Regions from separate parts of the Homo sapiens genome. Here regions 1 and 3 are each linked to region 2. The links are chromatin loops, found by intact Hi-C in ENCODE. Cell type or tissue: PC-9. All regions are shown on one strand. Each heading gives the region's core, and the rest is flanking DNA. Links, peaks and the distances in the headings are about the cores only.

The links. A loop is a pair of places that touch in the nucleus more often than their neighbours do. Peaks named below come from ENCODE experiments on the same cell type or tissue, not always from the same donor. Only the 100,000 strongest peaks of a DNase experiment are listed, where the experiment ranks them.
Region 1: a loop joins it to region 2, with 2.6 times the contacts of the local background. A loop is called at or near these places in 2 of 110 quality-filtered maps.
Region 3: it touches region 2 in a loop (2.5-fold over the local background); 4 of 110 quality-filtered maps call a loop at or near these places.

What each region holds. Positions count from the first base shown.
Region 1 is chr7:55,039,954-55,047,397 of GRCh38, forward strand. All of the region lies in intron 1 of EGFR (epidermal growth factor receptor), which reads left to right. Among named protein-coding and RNA genes, the nearest start is that of EGFR, 25 kb to the left of the region's middle. In PC-9, for the core only: no CTCF peak of the experiment used is centred there; a DNase peak (open chromatin) is centred at 3,938; H3K27ac peaks cover 3,849 bases.
Region 2 is chr7:54,875,782-54,883,022 of GRCh38, forward strand. No RefSeq gene overlaps it. Among named protein-coding and RNA genes, the nearest start is that of SEC61G-DT, 120 kb to the left of the region's middle. In PC-9, for the core only: CTCF peaks have their summits at 2,093 and 2,295; a DNase peak (open chromatin) is centred at 2,110.
Region 3 is chr7:54,991,942-54,999,385 of GRCh38, forward strand. It overlaps LOC105375284 (a long non-coding RNA gene), which reads right to left. Exons shown (of 4, transcript XR_007060329.1): 2 at 2,788-3,471; 3 at 2,415-2,516; 4 at 1,718-1,867. Among named protein-coding and RNA genes, the nearest start is that of EGFR, 23 kb to the right of the region's middle. In PC-9, for the core only: CTCF peaks have their summits at 3,750 and 3,984; DNase peaks (open chromatin) are centred at 2,840, 3,740 and 4,230; H3K4me3 peaks cover 1,686 bases; H3K27ac peaks cover 4,425 bases.

The DNA of each region.
Region 1 (7,444 bases), core at 1,209-6,208, 170 kb after region 2:
CACTGGTAGTCATAGTTCTCTTACTGTTCTCTTCACTGACAGTTCTCTTACTATACACTGATGGTGACGCAGAAATTCAGAATTCCCCGCATGTGTCCCGGTTTGAAAGCCACTGTGCTTTGCTGTGGATTAGGATCAGACAGTTGAGTCTTGTTCCAACAAGGAAAGTTGCTTATTGGAAAGTTTTGCTGCAGGGAGCCTTGAGTTCTGCATCAGGCTTGGAAGTGGGCTCTGTGGAGGTCAGAAGGAGGATCCCCCACCCGCAGCCTCAAGAAAAATATGAAAAGTGGATTATGCCTCTGTAGCTATATTGCCTATAAACTTTCTGCAGAATGACAGTATTCATATCCTACATTTTTTCAAAGCGATATTAATCCTGAGACCTGCAGCTAAAGTCAAGTAGAATTTAGGGATAATTAATAGGAGGAAGGTGGGGTTGGAAGATCTGCATGATTATAGTCCTCTGATATAACTGGAAAATTCTTTCCATTAGCAAGGAGCTTTGGTTAATATAAAATGGACAGATTAAACCTAGGCAATTTATTTTACTCATTGCTGTATTTTTATTTCAGAGCTGGTTGAAAATATTACAAAGTAATATTTTAAAGTGCTTATCTAAACTCTTACTCTGCATTTTATCATTGGGTTATGAAATGACTGGGGAAAGACTTTTCTTGCTTTTATTTCTCAGTGTCTACTTATAAACATGTTTTTTGAACTACTGTTTTTGTGACAACATGCCTTTTTCCCAGAAAATCTCAGGTTAACATTAAATAGGCACTGGATGTTTATCTGATCTTGTTTATAGAAACACAAGAAAATTTTAACCTTGTATATACTTTACTCAATTAACTAGGTAAGAGGTCATTGAAACATTTAGAATTCCACTCTACATTTCAATAATTATCAGGTGAAAGCTACTGCATCTACATCAGAAGATGTTTGTAATTTATTTAAGAATAAAATTAGCTATGCAAGAAATAGTATGTGGAGTCCTATGTGGAAATCACAGAAACCCTGACAACTTGATGATCTTTCCGCAAGCTAAAAATATCACTCTGGATCACAGCAGTAGAGGACTCTGTAAATTTAATCTGTGTGTCTCCTGTAAATAAGTGCATTAGCAGTACACAGGTGGTGTCAGAGTCAGTGATGATGGATAGAAATTCTACATAAAATCCAGGCGCAGTGGCTCATGCCTTTAATCCCAGCACTTTGGGAGTCTGAGGCGGGTGGATCACCTGAGGTCAGGAGTTCGAGACCAGCCTGGCCAACATGGCAAAACCTCGTCTCTACTAAAAATACAAAAATTAGCTGGATGATGGCACATGCCTGTAATCCCAGCTATTCGGGAGGCGGAGGCAGGAGAATCTCTTGAACCTGGGAGGTAGAGGTTGCAGTGAGCCGAGATCACGCCATTGCACTCCAGCCTGGGCAAAAGAGCGACACTCCATCGCAAAAAAAAAAGAAGTAAGAAGTTTTACATAAAAACGTGGAGTGAGCCCAAGGTGCCATTTATCCAGCCCATACACATCGTACCATGTACAGAGTGGACACCAGATAAATACATTGACTGCATGCCACAAACATATATATGTAGGCACCGTTGCATTCAAATACACATCTGCAGCCCTAACACATCTTTATTTGCTAACGAGCATCAATGTATTTAAAAACAAACATGTTTAAACTAGTGAATGATTAGATTATAATGATCTTAATTCATAAGTTTTCTCATTGGCCTTTTGTATACTTCAATTGTAATACCTAGAAAAACAGTTATGTCCAAAGGAGTGAATAGGCCTTATCTGAAACAGGTGAGCGTGACAAGTGTTTTCTTACTTATTTTACTTTTCAGATAATTCATCCTTAAAGTACATTAGTTTAAAAGTACTGTTTAAGGAAACAGTACTTGGATTAAAACTTGAATCATTGTTAAGGAAAACTATACCTTAACTTCATGTAATCACAATTAAACCTCTTCATATAGAAGGATCTAAGAATTTTCTGCAGCATTCACCAGCACCAAAAAGCTCAGAGACATATATTTCTTTCTCTGTATATGTATTTTAAATTCAAGTTAGTATAAATTGACAGGCAGGTCAGAGTAATATATGATCTTCTGAGTCCCCTTAGTAATTAAAAGAAATGATTATTTTTGCATGAAATATGATAAAGTGATTTTAAGTGCCTGATAAAAAGTCTTAACCATGACAACCATTAAAGATTACATCAAAGAAAAATAAGTTTGACTTTCATTTACCTTGGAAACAGCTATTAACTGGTAACCTCAAGAAACACCATGAAGAGTCAGTTTGCTCCACACATGTCTTGTAAAAGTCAAATAACTGGTGGTTATCCAGTAATGACAAGAGGTAGAAGTTACATCCTTGCTGTCTGATTGAACCTTCCCAGAGCTGGCACAAGGCTGGGAAGACCATAGGTGCTAAATGAGGAACTACTTAAAGAAAGAAAATGGAATTTCACGGACAAGAAAATCCATGTCCATTTGGTTCTGTGACCCACATCCTTTGTATCCTATGCTTTTTTACACTTGGTACATGGTTGCAAGATTGCCCCTGTTTTCTACTTATAGTTCCATGCAGCATGGATGTGGGAAAAAGTCTCCTCTGCAAAGGGGGTTAATGCAGGTCACTCTACGTATGTGCACGAGGTCGTTATAAAGCTCGAAAATATGGGCTCACCAACCAGGTGATTTTTTTAATTATCCAACCAGAAGACATAACATATAGGGGAATCAAAAGAAATCTCTGAGTAAAATAATGATAACAGGTCAAACTTTGCGGTCCCACGTGAGGCTGGAGATGCGTATTGTCTTGACTTTGCATCTACAAGTTTAACAAATGATGCTTTCTCAGTTTACCTCTGGAAATGGAAATTAGCATTGCAAATGACTTCATGAGGAGGTAGAAGCTATCTGTGAATTTCCTTTCGCTGTGTTTACGATAGACTCTCACGTCTAGATGTGTCATGTATTATGTTAAATTGGTATGTCTTGAAGTTATAAAGCACAGCCCTCTATAAGTATATATATTCCACCTCTTTCAAATCGGATGGTACCTATCCTTCAAACTGCTATTTAATGACTGTCTGCTATGTTCAAGGCACTGCTCTCAATGTTAATACTTGATGAGATCGGGCGCGTTCAAGGTGGCATGGCCGTAGACTCAATGTTAGTATCTGAAATATGGCCTACGAGCTGAGTTGTGAATCAAGTTAATAGATTTTCGGAATGTTAAGGTCTAAACCAGTAGCTCTTAACTGAGACAATCCTGTCCTCATCTCACCTGGGAGACATCTGGCAATGTTTGGAGAACCTTTTGGTTGTCACACTGGGGCATCTAGTGAGTAGAGGTCAGGGATGGTGGTAAACAAGTTTTTTTGTTTGTTTGTTTTGTTTTTGAGACAGAGTCTCACTTTGTCACCCAGGCTGGAGTGCAGTGGTGTGATCTCAGCTCACTGCAACCTCTGCCTCCTAGGTTCAAGCAATTCTTATGCCTCAGCCTCCCAAGTAGTAGCTGGGATTACAGGTGTGCACCACTACACTCAGCTAATTTTTGCATTTTTAGTAGAGACGGGGTTTTGCCATGTTGGCTAGGTTGGTCTCGAACTCCTGGCCTCAAGAGAACCGCCCCCTTCTTGGCCTCCCAATATGCCGGGATTACAGGTGTGAGCCACCGTGCCCAGGCTAACATTCTTTAATGCATAGGACAGCCCCCACCATACAGAGGAATCCCCAGCCCAGAATGTTAATAGTTCTAAGGTTGAGAAACCCAAGGTTAAGCCAAGTCAACTTATCTATCTTCTTTAAAATTGCATAAGAATGCAGTCCTGTTCTTCATTCCTCTTGCTTTGCAGTTAATGATCCTTTGCCTGGACTTTCTAAGTGCCCAGAAGAGCAACAGCCAGCATGCAGGATGGCATTCCTGACCAGTTGCACTTGGCCTAGCATTCCAACCTCACCTGCCTCAGCTTGTTCAACCTGAAAACCTACCAAGTGAAAGCAAGAGCCACGTGAAGACGCCTTAGTTATATGCACCCACCCAGACACTTGCTCAGAAAGGAATCAGTGGGGCCCTGGCCTTAGAAACTGGCTCCTTCACTGCTGTAGAAACAACATAAATTTAACATAAAACACGTGCTTTTCTTTTTTCTTCTTACTTTTTCCTGTCTTGGCAATGCAAGGATGCCATTAGGTAAAGAAATCCTTCACCACACTAATCCTGCAGAGCCAGAAGAGAAACCAGCTTGTTCTAACCCAGCTTTGTCATGGAGAGAAGGCAGCTGCTCCAGTCTGAACTATTCTTTCTTTTGGTAGCAGCCTGCCCAAGGGTGAAAGTGTGTTTAATAGTTTGAATTACACAAGTGAACAGTAAATGTATGCCTGTTTCTGCTTTATGGGACTTTGAAATAATGTTGTTTGTGCCAAGGTTTTAGATTACTATACCTAACAACCTAGAAAAAGAAATGAAAAGGAAGCCTTCTGCCAGGCAGAGGTCACTACGGGCCTGGAGCTGGGCACCTGACTCAGCAGCTGCCCAGATCCCCAGAGCTGAGAAGTCACCATGCATTTGTGGTGCTTCGAGCGAGTTACCAGAGTCCTGGAACAGAGCAGCACACCTGCGGGGTGTCCCCTTGGCATTTGGGCAGGGCAGGTGACCAAGGGTCTTGTTGGAACTGAAGTCCAGCTTGAAAAGCAAATCTGGTTGTGAGCTAGAGTCCAGTAACACTTGTTTCCCGCCGCCCCCCGCATAACTCGTGTGTCCTAAAATACAATAATTTCTTGAACTTCAGTCACTTATGCCTATAAGCGGGCATACAACAGGGGCACAATAAATGTTTGTTAAGTGAATGAATTCTTTCAGAACTAGATGGGATCTTAGTCCAACTCTCTTATTTAACGAGGTCCACAGAGGTTCTGCGATTGTCTAAGAAAGAAGGCTGTGTTCATGGCCTTTGTTGTTTACGTGGCCCTGTGATTCTCTTGGCTCCGTGAAAGTCCTGATGCAGACATTCCGGCCATCTAGAAAGGCATGCAGACAAGCCATCCAGCTGGCATGATCCTGAGTCCAGCTTTCTTTAAAAGAGCTTCCAAAACTGCTTAAGCTTTGACTGCACAAAACCTGCATCACCTCCAGTTGAGAAACTCAAGAGAATAAGTAAGTTATGGAGTTGGAGACCCCAGCTTAACTACTAGTTTTAAAATAGTGAAATCAACATTTTCAAATCTTTGACTTCACTAAGATTTAATAAAGTTTATTAATCATATATTATGAGTTATTGCTCTCTCTTTATGTCTGTAATGCAGTTGCTCCTCTCTGTATAAATTAATAAGTTTTAGAGATCCAAAATGAGAATTTTAAAATAAATTACGTATATTTTAATCAAGTTTAATTTGACTATATCCAGCTAAACAATTGATTGAACTTCACTTGCTTTTCTATGACAGGTTTTTTGTTCTTAGTAAAAGACCCCAGTTTTCTCACTTGTGAACAGAAGGGGTTAGACTTCATGACAGCTAAGGTTCCTTCCGTCTCTAACAAAAGTGGCCTGAAGAGAGGCTTCTAGACTATACTCACGGTGGGTTCTTGGGACCTCAGAGTCAGCTCCATCACTTAAGTGGCTGTGTGATTGAGTGGAGACACCTCAATCTCTTTGTGCCTCAGTTTCCTCACCTGTCGAGTGTCAACATGATGGCACCTAAAGCTGTTGAGACTTCAGAAAGGTAATGTGTGAAAAGTGAAAAGTGCCTGGCATCCAGGAAGTACTCAATAAATACCAACTATTTTATTGCTGCAGCTGTTCTTATAGATGTGATTTCTAGAACATTGCCTTCTAATAGGGTAGCCATGGGCCACAATTGTTGGCTGTTCGGTGTTTCACATATGGTTAGTCCAAACTAAGATGTGTTGTGAGTCTCAAATACACACTGGATTGTGAAGACTTAGGACAAGGAAAACAATGTTAATAAAATCTCATTGATAACTTTTAAATTAATTACATGTTGAAATGAAAATATTTGGGACATATTGAGTTAAATAAAACAGGAGATTAATTTCTTCTGTTTCTTTCTACTTTTTTTATTAGTGTGGCTACTCAAAAATGTGACATTATGTATGCATCTCGTATTACATTTCTATTGGACAGCAGCGCTCTAGACAGTACTATGGGTAGTATCTGTGGGGAGGTTCTCAGAAACATGTCGCATGCTCTTTTAGAACCTTAAAGTATTCCTAGTCTCCTCTACTTCCAGCCCTTGGCTCTTGGGCCTCAGTCTTTTTACTTTTGCGGCTGTGTTTCTCTGAAGGCTTGGCATTAGTAGATTGAAAAGAATAACCATCTAGGGAAATGTGAATTCAGTTTCTTTCTGACATTCTGCTCTCTACAAGGGGATATTATGTACACATAAACCTACTTCCAAAATAATGAAGTGAGGCCTAATTCCTTACTCTTCAGAGAGCCCACTGTGGAAGTGTCACTGACCTTGTGTATGGGCTGCCCTTCATGGCTCTGGGAGTCATTATAAAGGGCAGCATTTGGCGTGGTGCGTCCTAAGCCAGTGTTTCTCGGCTCTGTTCCTTAGACATGTGTTAGTGTTAATAGATGTTCTTGGAAAAAAAAAAAAAAAACAGCATTCTGAGGTCAAACATGCTCAGAAAGCTTGGAATCTGCACTACGCTTCTCGTACACATTTCATATTAAAGATTTTGGAAAGTCCTGCAATACAGAGCCCTGTCTAATATTGCCACAACCCACAATTGCTCAAATGTAAATAGATTTGAGTTTATTCACATTCAGATCACCTCTTAAGGCCCCACCTCCCAATGCTGTCACAATGGCAATTAGATTTCCACATGAGTTTTGGAAGGGACATTCAGACCACAGCAGGGGAAAGCAGGGTACTTGCTGCTTTGCAAGTGTGTCCACATCTAATTAATAGTACAGTTCTTACTCTTGGTGTGTCCGGTGATATTAAAAATTAATGTGCCTTATTTAGATAAGTAACATAAAAATCACAAAATGTATGCCTTAGATTTATATGTATTTATAACTAGTCTATTTCCTGAAAACAGTTGAGACACCTTGTAAAAGTTACCGGTACGATAGGGCCATTCCAACAAAGCTGTAAAGTGGTGATAACACAGTCATAAAGAAGAGGAGATAGCTCTGGGAGAAAAGGTGGCCCAGAAACCAGCTCTGAGCCTCATGGCTGCAGGCAAGGTCTGCAGGTTCCTGGTCCTGATTGCAGGCCATTTGCTGCCTTGAGTGGTGGTTACACAAGGCCAGCCCTGGGGGTATCACCCAGAACACCTAGTACACGAATTTCAGTTTAGAGGACGAAGCATTACTGGAGTATTGTTATGCAGGAAAACTTTTTCCTAAAAATGCCCTGAAAAGAGAGTAGCCTAATGCATTCAATCAA
Region 2 (7,241 bases), core at 1-5,000:
CCATATGAATTTCAGGATCAGCTTATCAATGTATGCAAAAAATGTAGCTGTGATTTTCATAGGGATTGTGGTGAATCTGTAGATCAATTTGGAGAACATTGGGGAATATTGCCATTTTAACCATATTAAGTCTTCCAATCTGTAAGTATGACATGGATTACCATTTATTTAGATCGACTTTGATTTCTTTCAGTTATGTTTTGTATTATTGAATGTAGAAGTCTTTTACTTTTTTGTTAAATTTATTCCTAAGTATTTGATTATTTGATGCTATTGTATTAATAAATGAAATTGTTATTAATTAAACCTAATTGCATCTTTGAATCTGAAGTGCATTTCCTGTAGTGAACATAAAGGTGGATTTTGCTATAATCTGAATGTTTTTGTCCCCCCACGAATTCTTATGTTGAAATCCTAACTCCCAAGGTGGTAGTATTAGTAATTGGGGTCTTTTGGAGGTGATTATGTTACATGGGTAAAGCCATCATAAATGGGATTAGTACTCTTTTATAAAGAGGCTGAAGAAAGACTCCTTCTCCCTTCCATCACATGAGGTTATGATGAGAAGACAGCTGTCTATAAAGAAGCAAGCCATCACCAGACACTCTATCTCCTGGCAGCTTCATCCTGGACTATCAAGCCTCCAAAATTGTGAGAAATTTCTGTTGTTTATAAGCCACCCAGTCTATGGTATTTTGTAATAGTATCCCATATGAACTAAGACAGATCTTTCTATATCTGGACTGTCAATCTATGCTTTTGATCAGCATAATTAATCCTTTCACATTTATTTTTATTATTGATAAAACTGTATTTATATCTTACATTTTATCTTTCTTTTTTCTATATTTCTCGTGTCATTTTTATTCTACTTTTTCTCATTTATCGCTTTTTTGCATTAAGTAAATATTTTTCTAGTGTGACTTTTATTTCCTTTAATGAACTTATGCAACTTTTAGTTCCTTTTTATTATATATTTAATTATTTTATGTATGCTGGGCTTACCACATACATCTTAACTTGTCAGAATATCCTTGGGATTTATACTAACTTTATTCTTGTGAGATACAGAAATGATATTTTCTATTTCACAGTGATAAGACATTGTCATTATGCCCTCTACCTTTTCATTTTTATTTTACCTTTTCCTTTCCCTTTACCCCTTTGCCTTTTTTACCTTAGTTCTTTTAGCACATTTTTGTTGTTGTTGTTGTTGTTGTTGAGATGGAGTCTTGCTCTGTTGCCCAGGCTGGAGTGAAGTGGCATGATCTCGGCTCACTGCAACCTCTGCCTCCTGGGTTCAAGCAATTCTCCTGCCTCAGCCTCCCAAGTAGCTGGGATTACAGGTATGTGCCACCACGCCTGGCTAATATTTTTGTATTTTTAGTAGAGATGGGGTTTCACCATTTTGGCCAGACTGATCTCAAACTCCTGACCTTATGATCCGCCTGCCTTGGCCTCCCAAAGTACTGGGATTACAGGCACGAGCCACCATGCCCAGCCCCTTTGAGCACATTTATAATAGCTTCTTTGAGGTCTTTGTCTGCTAAATTTTAAAACAGAACTCTCTCAAAGGCAGTTGGTGTTGCCTGCTTTTTTTCTTGTATATAGATTGATTTCCTTTTTTGCTTTTGCAAATCTTGTGATTTTTTGTTAAAAATATCATTTTAGATACACTATTGTAGCAACAGTGAATAGTCACACACACACACACACACACACACACACACACGCCCCAGTAGAGTTGTTGTTTTTTTTTTTATGTGTTTAGTGACCTTGTTGAACTATTTAAGAAAGTCTATATTTTTGTACTGTGCAATTTCTCAGTCACTCTTCAGAGGATGTGGCCTTGGCCATGTGCATAGTCACCAGGGATAATGGTGAATTTAGCAGGGCTGTTTTTGACTTTCTCCTTCCCAGTCATTCTGTTAAGCTGTCTGCTTGTCTCAGTATTATATCTAGCTATTATTATAGCTTCCATCAATTGCTAGCTGATTATTCCATTGTTTTTGATGATGCCCTTGGGCCTAAATTGCTTCCTATCTTTGAGGCCACTGTTGAGGTTTGTTCCAACCACAGGAGGGCTCTTTTTAGCTGTCTGTTTCCTGGTTTTCTCTGCCAAAGTTCCACCTTGTTTGTAGTGCAGCTTGCTCCTGTCATGGAACTACCAGCCCTCTCTTAATTACTTACAATCACTGCTTACCTCCACTGTTTCCCAGAAAGCCCTTAGGCTCGAATTTCCCTTACTTTCTGTTCCAAATAAAGTCAGTTCCTTAAGTGGAGCTTTCGAGCTTTCTCCTCTTAGGACCAACGTATCTAGTTGGGCAAAACCGTTGTGTCGCTGCTCTGGAGGTAGGGACCAGGATAGTGGCTTACTTCTCTGAGTGGCACCCCTGCTTCGCAAGCAGGGCACTGGATTGAGGCAGCAGCCTCTGGTCTTCTCAACTTGCCTCCTTTTGTGAGGAACCTTTGGCTTTCTAAGCTACAGGTGAGGGCAGTTAGGGCCCCAGTATTCTTGGCCTGCCATACCTGGGGTATGAGTGGGAGCTGGGTGGAGAAAGGAAGCCCCAGACCTCTCATTGTTCTTGCCTCAAACAGAGTCTCTGTAGCACTGAGCTGGTAGCTTGCCCTTCTCATAGAGATACTTCTCATGGAGATACTTAAGGGACTGACTTTATTTGGAACAGTCATACAAGGCCTATGTTCTTGGCCGATGGGAAAGAGCTTTGATCTTGCCTGCATCTATGCAGAGTAGAGCTGTCATTTTGCTGAGCTGGATGGGGAAAGAAAGAACAGGAAGTAGCTCAAATTTCACTGTTCTTAGCAAAATTTGGTAGATTTTCTTAAATAAATGTTTCTTTTTATGCTGTATGCCCATAGAACAAGTTCCAAAGATTTAAAATGTTTGGGTTTCTTTTCTCAGTTTCACCAATTAGGTTGTTTCACTAGGGAGAGGGTACATGTAGGTTATTATGCCAAAATTCTGGAAATTGTCTACCAGTATCATATAATTTTAAACTAAGAATTTCAAAATTAAAGAAGCATATTAATTGCTCTCAATTATAAAACACATATGCAATAATAATTTTGGAGGATTGTATTAAAAATCACAACACTTAGTGCTCTATGACAATGTTCATTCTGCTCATGAATCTGCAATTTGGCAGAACTTCTGCCAAAGAGACTGTTCACTCTTGCTTTATTCCATGTCGACTAGGGTTACTCAAAAGTTAGAACTGAAATAACTTAAGGGCTCACTCATTCATATTTTTGGTGGGTTATACTTGGAAAATTCAAACCGCTGCAGGTTATAGTAGCTAGGGCTTCTTGGATATCGCTATCTTTATGTGGCCTCCCCATGTGGTCTCTCTAGCATGCTTCAGGGTAGCTGATCTTTTATATGTCACCTAAGGGCTTCCAAGGCATGTGTCCTCAGAGACAGGAAAAAGAGGAAACTCTGACTTTTTATGACCTAGCCTTGGAAGTCATAAAGTGTCATTTCTGCTCAAGTCCCAGGCCCACTAGATTCACCCATTTGCCCATTTATCTTGGCATTTCTATTTATAGAGATGAGTAAGCATGATACTCAGAAAAATAAAGAAATTTACCCAAATTATAGACCTAATAAATGAGAGAACAATGATTGAATAACTCTGTCTGGTAATATTCAATAAATGCTATTAAGATACTTGGTCACAACTTTTATATAAAAACAAATTTACACCCTGCGAGCGAGAAACAAAAATTCCTTCTAGGAGATACCAGGAGATAGACAAATCATAGTACGGACAACTCACACATTTCAACAATGTTATGTGATGTGTACACCCCGCTAGTAGAAATGCAATGTTTCAAGGGAGGCTAAGAGATGGAGCAATTTACTCTTCCTTGGGGGTGAGAGGGACTGCCCGGCTGAGAGGTAACATTTGAGCAGAACCTTAGAGGATCTTCAGCGATAGATAGTCTGTAGTTGAGGAAGAGAGGTCAGAGCCCAGGCCCAGAGAGCACAGGGCCACGGAACTGACATGGGGGGTGTGGAGATTCAGGGAAGGCTGGGCACTAAAGCATAACTGTGGGATATGGTGAAGCCCAGGTGTTGGGGGAGGTGGGGTCAGGAGATGAGGCTGGAAATAGGTTAGGCCTTGCTTGTGAATGACTTTGAATGACATACTTAGAAGTTGCTCTTTAACTTATGACTAATCAAGAGCCACAGCAGTTTATAAGTAGAGAAGTGATACAGTAAATTCCACATTTAGAAAGACCACTTCAGTGATTACATAGAGAAAAATGAAGGGATTTAATACTGGGGAATAAGACACAAGACAGGAGAGCAATGTAATAGACGGTGCTCTGGTGTTGAGAATGACATCAGAGGCATATCTTTTGTGTTTTTATTCCAATACTGTTGTAAACTTCTGAAGCTTGAAGGTCTGTGCAGCAAAAAAATCTCAGTGTAGGTAGAGGTGTAGCAGGACAAGCAGCAGACAAAACCCCTCAGACACCGAGTTAAAGAAGGAAGGGCTTTATTCGGCCAGGAGCTTCGGCAAGACTCACGTCTCCAAAAACCGAGCTCCCCAAGTGAGCAATTCCTGTCTCCTTTAAGGGCTTATAACTCTAAGGGGGTCTGTGTGAGACGGTCGTGATCAACTGAGCAAGCAGGGGGTATGTGACTGGGGGCTGCATGCACCGGCAATCACAACGGAACAGAACAGGACAGGGATTTTCACAGTGCTTTTCCATAAAATGTCTGGAATCTATAGATAACATAACCAGTTAGGTCAGGGGTCAATCTTTAACCAGGCCCAGGGCACGGCGCCAGGCTGTCTGCCTGTGGATTTCATTTCTGCCTTTTAGTTTTTACTTCTTCTTTCTTTGGAGGCAGAAATTGGGCATAAGCCAATATGAGGGGTGGTCTCCTCCCTTAGAGGTATCAACTGTTATTTAATTACATTTTAGCAAAATTTTAAGGGTGGTTTTTCTAGCAGTAGGAAAGAGGAAAAACACCAAAATTTGACTAAGTTATTTGGCTTTTATTCAATTCGTTTTGCTCTTTTTTTTCCTGTGACATGAGTTTGTTCCTGAAGGGCAAGGTCAAAGGAGTTTCTGACTAATGTATCCCTAAACTTCGTGCTGTTTTATTACTCTTCCATTGAGGCCAGCACACCTTAATATGACATTTTAAAATTCACAACGTTTTGTTAGCAAAATAGTTACTTTTTTTGCACTTTTATTTTTTAAAACAATTTTTTATTAAAACAATTATCTTATCAGAACCAATGACGATACCCATCAGCCAGTGTTAGTAATGCCAAACAGGCCTCTCAGCTTGCACTATGTTAATTATATTCAAAATAAGAATCCACAGAAAGAACTCAAATAAGTACAAATATTTCTTAATATATTTTTGGGATGGAATTCCTAATAGAGTCTATTCCTTGCCTGAAACCTGCAAATATACATTACTTTTAATGTTGTTAAGTATGAGTCACAAGTAGAGGTAAGAGGCAGTGAACACAATGTTTCTTACTGCAAATCTTTTTTTCCCCTCTAAAAATTGGAGTTGTCTTATACTATAGTCACTGAGGAGAGTTACAATAAGAACCATCAAAATTGTTAGTTGCAACTTGAGATAAATAAAATACACATAAATCCTCCCAAGTGGAAAAATATTCACTGTGTGTGTCTTTCATTTTCATTCATTAAGACAAAGTTCTGAAAGCCAAGTACTACATTTGTTGTTTAGTTCCCTTTTGCACTCAGAAGATTCAAAGGGAACTTGACATTAGCATTTCTAATCACCCTCTTTCAGTGAGAGCTGACACACAATCTATTTTGAATAGGCCTGAATGTCAATCACTGGTTTAGAGTCCACAAAGTGGGGAGGAGTGTGTTGAGTGTGAACACAGGGAGCTGCATCTCCTGCATTTGAGCTTTAGATTCCTGAGGGCACCCAAGTGAAGATGTCCATCATACAGCTGAATAGATGGTTCCAAATGTCGGAAGAAGACGCTGGATTGGAAATACAAATATGACTGGAAAATAAGTTGAAAAAACTTTCTTTAAATCTTTTCAAATGTACCCCAGTGTATCCAGACTCTGCTACTCCAGGCCACATGGCCAAGAAGTGAGTCTGTTGTATGAGAGCCAAAACGAAGGGTGGTGAGTTGGATGCATGGTTGGACAGTAACACTTCTTCTCAGTATAAGAGACTAGATGAAAGCCTAAGGAGAAAGATTGTTTAAAAAACAGGGCCAGAGACTATGAGGATTATAGGGAAGAGGAAATGGAGACACCTCATTCTTCAATGTTGGAAGCTGATCAAGAACATTTCTTGAAGTGCATGGAAGAGAACTCCGTGCTGAGTTATTATTCTACCCATTTTGGGAGCACCATCAACACAAATCACTTATCAGCCATTGAGTATTTCATTTTGAGTTACACTGGTCAGTGTTTGGGAACTGGCACAACCTCCTCTCCAGGGACTATTCTGCTGCAGAAAAACACAGGCCAAGACTCTTTGCCCCAAATCGAAGCTGAGGCTCCTGGACTACTTGGGAGGTAATAGTGTGAAGCCCACACCCTAGGCAGAGGGGGAATGAAGAGAGCTGTTTGGTCATTGTCCAACTTATGCAATTTAGGCCTATTATATCTTGGTACTTGTCTAGGATACTGTTAAACTCAGAATCTAGGTTTGGGATTGTATTGCAAACATAGTAGCAACACTAGATGAAGCCAAGTATATCTCTTTCAAGAATGACAAAAGGTCTGAAATTTTACTCTCCTTGCAGACAAACAGGTTAGCCTGCCACATTTTCACGGATGCTGGCAGGAGATACAAGACTCCCAGGTCATAGACAACTTTTTTTGCTCACAGCACAGCAGGCAGCATGAGCTCTGTGTTTGTTTCAATCCCCTCACCCCGCAATTTCCATAGGGGAATGAAGAGGCAAGCAAGTGATGTTGTGCATACATCACAGCCAAAGAACCCCAAGCTCAGGAAACCCCCATCTTTTATAAGGGACCTGTAAGTAAACCTACTTGCCTTTTCCCCAAAGGAGACATCATCTTTATCACACTGCACAGAAAACAAGCCTGCCCCTTGCTCCAGAGAGATACTATTTCCACACAGCCTGGCTGTTTGCTAGACAAACATCCTTGGAAAGATGGTTTGGGCATTAGTTGGCTTAGAAGAATGATTCTTAAGGGATGGCAGGAATAGCTATAATCCATGCTGGGAGAAG
Region 3 (7,444 bases), core at 1,209-6,208, 120 kb after region 2:
TTCTTTTATTGCTGGAAAGAACTGAGTTCTTCCAATTTCTCATCGTGAGAAAGGAACTAATATGTGCCTGATGCTGAAAGTCCAGCAAACCATTTCAATTGCTGAGTTTTCCAGGTAATGGGGTATTTCTTTTGTAAAAGCTAACATTTCCTAAATTTTCGTGTTTTCTTCCTCTGTTGCACCTGTGGCGTATGAAATTCAAACAAGTCACCTAGATTAAAATATTTCTGCGAAGGCTATTAAACAGTGCTGCTTGTGCCTCCGTTTTTTTTTCTTCCTTTCTTTCTTTCTTTTTTTTTTTTTTTTTTTACTGAAAGCAAGTTTTTGGTGTAGAAATTAAATATCTAATGCAAATTTTTAGAAATAGATGTGAAGCTTTTCTTAAAATTCACTAAAATGTCCAGGGTGCTGTAATAATTTTGCTACTATGACTGTTGGACCTAGGAAGAAATTCACCTTGTGCTTAAATACAAAGTATTTCAAAATAAACTAGTGTTTATTGATCGTAAAGCAGTAAATACTCTTTAAACAAAAACATAAAAATGCAGAGAAGTAGAAAAAAGAAAACAATCACTTCTTAGTGCCATTGTACAAATACAACCATGTTTTTAAGAGTACATTTCTTTTCAGCGTTTTCCCTCTCTGTAAAGGGGTCTTGTTTTCAAAGTTGTCATTAACTCCATGTACAATTTATGTGATGACTTTATACAAAATGTCATCTTAATTATAAATGTCACAATAGCAATAACAAGGTTGGGCGTGGTGGCTCATGCCTGTAATCCCAGCACTTTGGGAGGCCGAGGCAGGCAGATCACCTAAGGTCAGGAGTTCGAGACCAGTCTGGCCAATGCGGTGAAATCCTGTTTCTACTAAAAGTATAAAAATTAGCTGGGCATGATGGTGGGCGCCTGTAATCCCAGCTACTTGGGAGGCTGAGGCAGGAGAATTGCTTGAATCCAGGAGGTGAAGGTTGCAGTGAGCTGAGATTGCGCCATTGCACTACAGCCTGGACGACAAGAGCAAAACTCTATCTAAAAAAAAAAATAAAAAAAAAAATAACAATGACTACCATCTGTGGAATATTTTCATGTCATAGCTGCTTTATATGCACCAACTCTAATCCACCCGATCCAATGCAGGAAGTGAAATTCTTTCTCATTGTAGTGACTACAGTAGTCCTATGTGAAATATGTAAGTGTATTTCCAGGGCCTCCACAGGTTCACTTGTAAATTTAGACTAGCCTTAAAAATGCCTTATTTACCCACAAAGACAGCACTTCCAAGCTGAAAGAGCAACAACAGTTGCTGGTGTGCAATCTCATTTTTAAAAAGAGAGAATTAGGGCCAAAATAGATTACGCAATTTGCTCAAAGCCACACAGTGACCCAAGGTCTTGGGGTCAGCCTGCCCTAAGCCTGTTGATTGCTCTCTAGGGCTTTCTACAACTTCCACCACCTTTCAATCAGTGCCACTACAATTAGCTTTCAGTAGGGGAGGCTGCTTGGAGCTTTCTTGCCCCTCATACCTCTTCCCAGTTCTTGCTAGGGAGCTCTCTGGAAAGCTATAACAGAAATATAGTATACATTATGTAAATATTCCTTTTCTGTCTTGAATTCATACATAGTTCCTGCCAGAGAGATGCAAATTTGTCCTAAAACTCTCTTGGGCCCTCTTTGGGGCTGAAGTCTTTGTTTTCTGAAGAGAAAGACATTTTCTGTAATTTTACCACACAATGAGAAGAGCATTTTAATAACAAGAGCAAAATCATCTCAAGCTCGCATTTCTCCCACATTCTTCTGTCTCTCCAGTAGGCCCTGGAGTGGAGTGATCTGAAGCAGGGTGGCATTCTTGGGGTAGAGGATGTAATCTACAATGATAAAAAAGGACTCCTGTGTTAGAGATACTATAACAAAGAGGCAAGAAACACAATCACTCCTTTTTTTTTTTTTTTTTTTTTTGAGATGGAGTCTCGCTCTGTCGCCCAGGCTGGAGTGCAGTGGCGCTATCTCAGCTCCCTGCAAGCTCTGCCTCCCAGGTTCAAGCCATTCTCCTGCCTCAGCCTCCCAAGTAGCTGGGACTACAGGCACCTGCCACCACGCCCAGCTAATTTTTTGTATTTTTAGTAGAGACGGGGTTTCACCGTGTAAGCCAGGATGGTCTCGACCTCCTGACCTCGGAACCACAATCACTCTTGATTCTCTTTAAAGACAAAATCATTTTAGAATTTGCTTCCCTTTTACCCACCATCAAACTCTCTTGTGGGAGGGGAAAGTTAATTTCAGTTGAAACAGTGACATCCCTGGAAGATAAGTTGCTATAAAAACACTCTTCTTCTGTTCCTTCTCCTGTGTGCCCAGTCAAGCTGAAGGTCAAATACATGGAAAAGATCTCCAAGTTTCTAAATCAGTGCTTACCAAGTAGCCATGCACTTGACAGGAGAGATGAGACACTTGCATATTTTTCCACCCCATTTCCTTTTACATCAAACACAATGCTCCTAAGCTGGGGTGTCTGTCCTGGAGAATGCAAAGATAGAGATCCTCATTTGGGTGACGAGGGAGGAACACCTTATCGCATGGGAGAAGGGGCAGTCATCAGTGGAGGGACAGAAAACCACATCAGATAGAGAGCTCGTCAGTCCATTTGCCCAGGGCTCTCCCAGGCCTACAGTGAATCCCGTACACCCTAGGGCCCTACAGATTTTGGCCACCTAATTTACAAAGGTAACCTGTGTCATAATTGCTTAGGATTGCACAGCAACACCTCACTTGCCCAGAGGCCACTTACCTAGAACCTCACTTGTCCAGAACTTAACCAAGATCTCAGGAACAAAACTGGTCTCTGAGAAGTTTAATGAGTGCACTAGTACACAGCTCAGGCTCTGAAGTTTGGTTTACGACACTCACAGGAGAGACCTCATCCAAAGCCAATGTCATCCTTATGTAATTCTAACCAGCACAATTGTTAGATTTCTCAGCCACAAATAGATTAGAAATCTCAAGTGTTTAAAAGGTGATGATTGACTTGCTCACCTGGCAGATGATGAAAAGGAAAGAAAAACATTATAAGTTAGTGAATGCATAGCCACCCAGATGTAGAATCAATGTAGAGGCGAATACACCTGCACCTCCGTAGCTTCTCGGGGGTCTCCACAGATAGCTCCATCTATCAATGAATGCCAAGAAGGACGACTGCCCTTGGTTCCATCATGCCCTTTAGATAGCAGCTTATACATCAAATTTTCAGAAAAACCTTCCTCCATGGCTTCGCTTGAAGCATCCTGAGGCCCTCATTCTGTTTCTCAGCCCCTGCTGTTTCCTTCCCAGTGCCTATCACAGTTCACAGTCATGTTCTTCATGACTCTCCTGTGTTCCACACTTGCCTACCTCCCGTGCATGTGGCACGTGGCCGTGTCCTTCTTGTTCATGGTTGGCTGCCCATCCGAGCTCTGTGCTTGTCACATGGAAGGTGCTTGATAAATAAATGTTGGATGAATAAAGAAATGTCACTGAGAAGCATTTACATTCCTTGATTACAATACATCACTTTAGAAATACTCATTTCAATCTACAAATGCTCCACAGAAAGATAGATACAAGGACATTCATTTATCAGAGGGACAGGAAAGGTGGAAGGAGGTAACCAACATTGATTGAGCAACCATCATGTACCAAGAGCTTTAATTTTCACAATGATATAGTAAAACAGGAGTGATTAGGTCTCACTTCACTGAGGAAGAAACTGAGGTTGAGTAACTTTCCAGTTTTATGCAATTAGTGGTAAGCTGAGCTGAAGCCTGAGCTTCACATGCCATGACTTGGATGGGTAAGCTTCAATTACTCTCACTTAAAGGCTAGCTCATGTGTTGTCAGGGATGCTCAGTGGGCCAGAACCAATAATTGGGTTCCAAAGGGAATAATTAAGATTGGAGCAAAACCTTGTAGATTGGGGCTGAGTCAAGTCTGAACGTCAAAACAGAGAGACCAGGTTCAAAGAGCAGACGTGGAATCATAAAAACATAGAATCAAAAGACAAGAGTCCCATAAAAACAGGATCTGAGTCAGTCTTCAGCCCACTTAAATCTTTCTTCCACCCCCAAACTTTCCCAAAACAGCACTCACTAAGGTCACTAATGACTTCAACATAATCAAATCCAATGGGTAATACTTTATCTTTCTCTTCCGTGGCTTCTCAGCAGCATTGGCATTCTGAGCACTTCCGCCTTTGTGAATCATTGTTTACCTTGGGCTTCCCCGTCTTCCTTACCTATCTGTCTGCTTCATCTCAATCTTACTTGCCACTTCATCCTCCTCCACCTCAGTCATAAATGTGGTTTCCAAGATCAATGTGAGACTTCCTCTTTCTCTTTCTCTCCATCTCTCTCCTCTCCCCCTGCATCCCCCCTCCCCATAAACTCATTCATTCTCCTGACTTTAAATATTATTGACAGATTGATGACTGTTTAAAATTTTATTTTCCATCCTACACCACACCTCTGAGCTTCAGACTTGATTTTCTTACTGCCTACTTGGCATTGCTTCTTGCATATTTCAAGAGAAGCCCAAATGTAAGGATTTCCAATACAAATTCATCATCTTGATCCTCATTTTCTTCAGTAGTCCCAACTTGAGAATGAGCCCATCTACCCACTTGTGCCAGCCAGAAATGCAGTATGCATTCTCATTATCTCCCTCTCCCTCAATCCTCAGATGTAAACCTATCCATTTAAAACTTCTAAGCTTCTCTAGACTTTGCCCATATCTCTTTCTCTCTAGCCACCATCCTGGTTAAATAAACTATCTGTTTTGTTTTTGTTTTTGTTTTTTTTCCAGCAGAACCACCCCTGATTAGCCTCTCCACCTCCACTCTTGCGCCCCCCCAGTTCATTCTCTATGTTGCCAGGAGAGACATCTTTTTAAAATATAAATCTGATTACATGATCCCACTAAATATAGAATAAAACTTCAAGTTTTAACATGGTCTATGTGTCCCTGCATGATCGACTTCTGCCTTGACCCCTGCTCAATCTATGAGACTGGGGAGTGACAGGTGGGTTCCCAGCTCCAGGAGTGGTGAGTGACCCACTCCTGGACCATCAGAGCACTCTGCCATGGAGACAGACACCACATCCAAGCCAGACCAATGGGACTCAATCTCGGTTCTTTGCGCTGAGTGGGAAAGAGAATTTCTCCTTCCCCTTTCCCCTGCTGAGTGGGCCAGAAGCTCATGTGTGATGCTGCCACCCTCTTGCCCACACAGTATGAAAATGGAGCCGACACACAGGAAGTCAGTGGGGGCAAGTAGAAAGATGCCAGTGGATGTAGCTCAGTGCTGGCACCATTGAGCTTCCAGGGCAGGGCCACAGACTTTCTCTCTAAGGGGCCAACTAGTAAATCTTCTAGACCATGTGGGCCATGCGGTCTCTGTTGCGACTCCTCAGCTCTGTTATCCTAGCATGAAAGCAGCACAATGTGTAAACAAAAGAGCAGAGCTATGTCCAATAAAACTTTGTTTATGGACGGTGACATTTGAATTTTCACATGCTCTGAAAAACTGTTCTTCTGTTGATTTTTTTCCCCCAACCATTGAAGAGGTGTAGGAACCATCCTTAGCTGGCTGGCCCTCCATCAGGCAGAGGCCAGATTTGGCTCACAGGCTGTCACAAGCTGCACCTGCCACTCGCTCTAGGCTTTTAGAAATGGAGCCTGTAAATTCTCTCTCTCTCTCTCTTTTTGGCTTAAGCCAATTCTGGATATTTTGTTTTTCTGTCACTTGTAAGTGAAAGAGTCCTGAACTTCTTATTCTTCATGTTTAGTATCTGGGATTTAGTTTCCCTCTTTTCTTTGCTTAAACAGCTAAGAAATCTAAAACAATCAAACAAACAAAAACTAATAGAAATGAATGCTTAAGCAATCTTTTCACATTTGCTAAGATTAAAAAAAAAGTTTGATAATACCTTAGCTGGTAAACTGTGGTGAAGCTGGGACTGAATGCATGTTTCAACACTAATATGAACAATTCATACATAGAAACACCAAAACAGTTACTTATAAATTTACTAACTTAAAAGCCTGAAATGTGATAAAAAGAATTTATTTTAAAATGCTATATTTGTTTGACACTGTCAGGTTGAACACCCATAACTAGAAAATATATTAGACTTTACTAGTAATATTTTTGTCATTGCCTTAGGTGGAATTTATTACCAATGCAGAATACATAGTTAAAAGTGTTTTCAACAATACTTTCATTCATTTACCCCAAATTCAAGTTGTCTGTATCAACTCTCCATTTATCTTTCTTTCTATCCATTACCTCTTTTTTGGTCATTAAGTTGGTTTGCAGTATTTTAAAAACTGATCTTTTAGTTTAAAGTAAGGAAAATGAACAAATAATTCTGATAAATTTATCTCTATGCCAATAATTAACCTAATACAATCTACAATATTGAAACACATGCTTAAAATTACTTTTGATAAAAAAAATTTATTTTCGTTGCCACAGTGCACATCCTGAAGTGGATTCAGATGTGCAAACTCATGATGAAAGGAGATTTAAGTCATGTACTGAAAAGTTAGCAGAGCATTAGCTTTAGTATTTGGACTATTCCTAAATAATAGCTTTAATAGTATACTCAGTGGGCCCAAGGATACATTTTTGTGGATCCTGAAGTTTTTTCCATATTGGTCTCAAAAATTTAGAAAGTTACCAGCAAGGAATATGTCCAGTTTCATCTTGACCTCACCAGCATTATATAAACATATATTATATATATAACATATTTACATATTTATATATATATTACTAAAAAATAATTTAAGTTTCCTCTTCTCTGTTTCCTAAGAAAGAAAAATATTTTTAATCTCTATTTGTTTTACTCCTATTTGAGTTAAACATTCACACTTTTTGTCCATTTTTTATTACGATCATTATTATTTGAGACAGGATCTCACTCTGTCACCCAAGTTGGAGTGCAGTGGTGCAATCTCAGCTCACTGCAGCCTCCACATCCTGAACTCAAACCATCCATCCTCCATGTCAGCGTCTCAAGTATCTGGGACCACAGGCACCCACCACCACGCCCAGCTAATGTTTTTGCATTTTTTGGTTTCACTATGTTACCCAGGCTGGTCTTGAAGTCCTGAGCTCAGGCAATCCATCTGCCTTGGCCTCCCAAAGTGCTGGCATTACAGATGCGAGCCCCCAGCCTCGTGTCCATTTATTTTGAGGCCGTTTGCTTCACTCTTCACTGTCATTTATAATTTGGTTTAGATTATTCTCTTGTCATTCTCTGCTATCTTTTTCCATCATAGCTTTTTAAAATATATGAATTAGGCTCCATTTACTTTTATATTTTTATATTAGATAGGTGTTAAATATCTTTTAAATACCACATTGACTTTAAGCCCTCTCAAATAGATTACTGTAATTTATATACCTAACA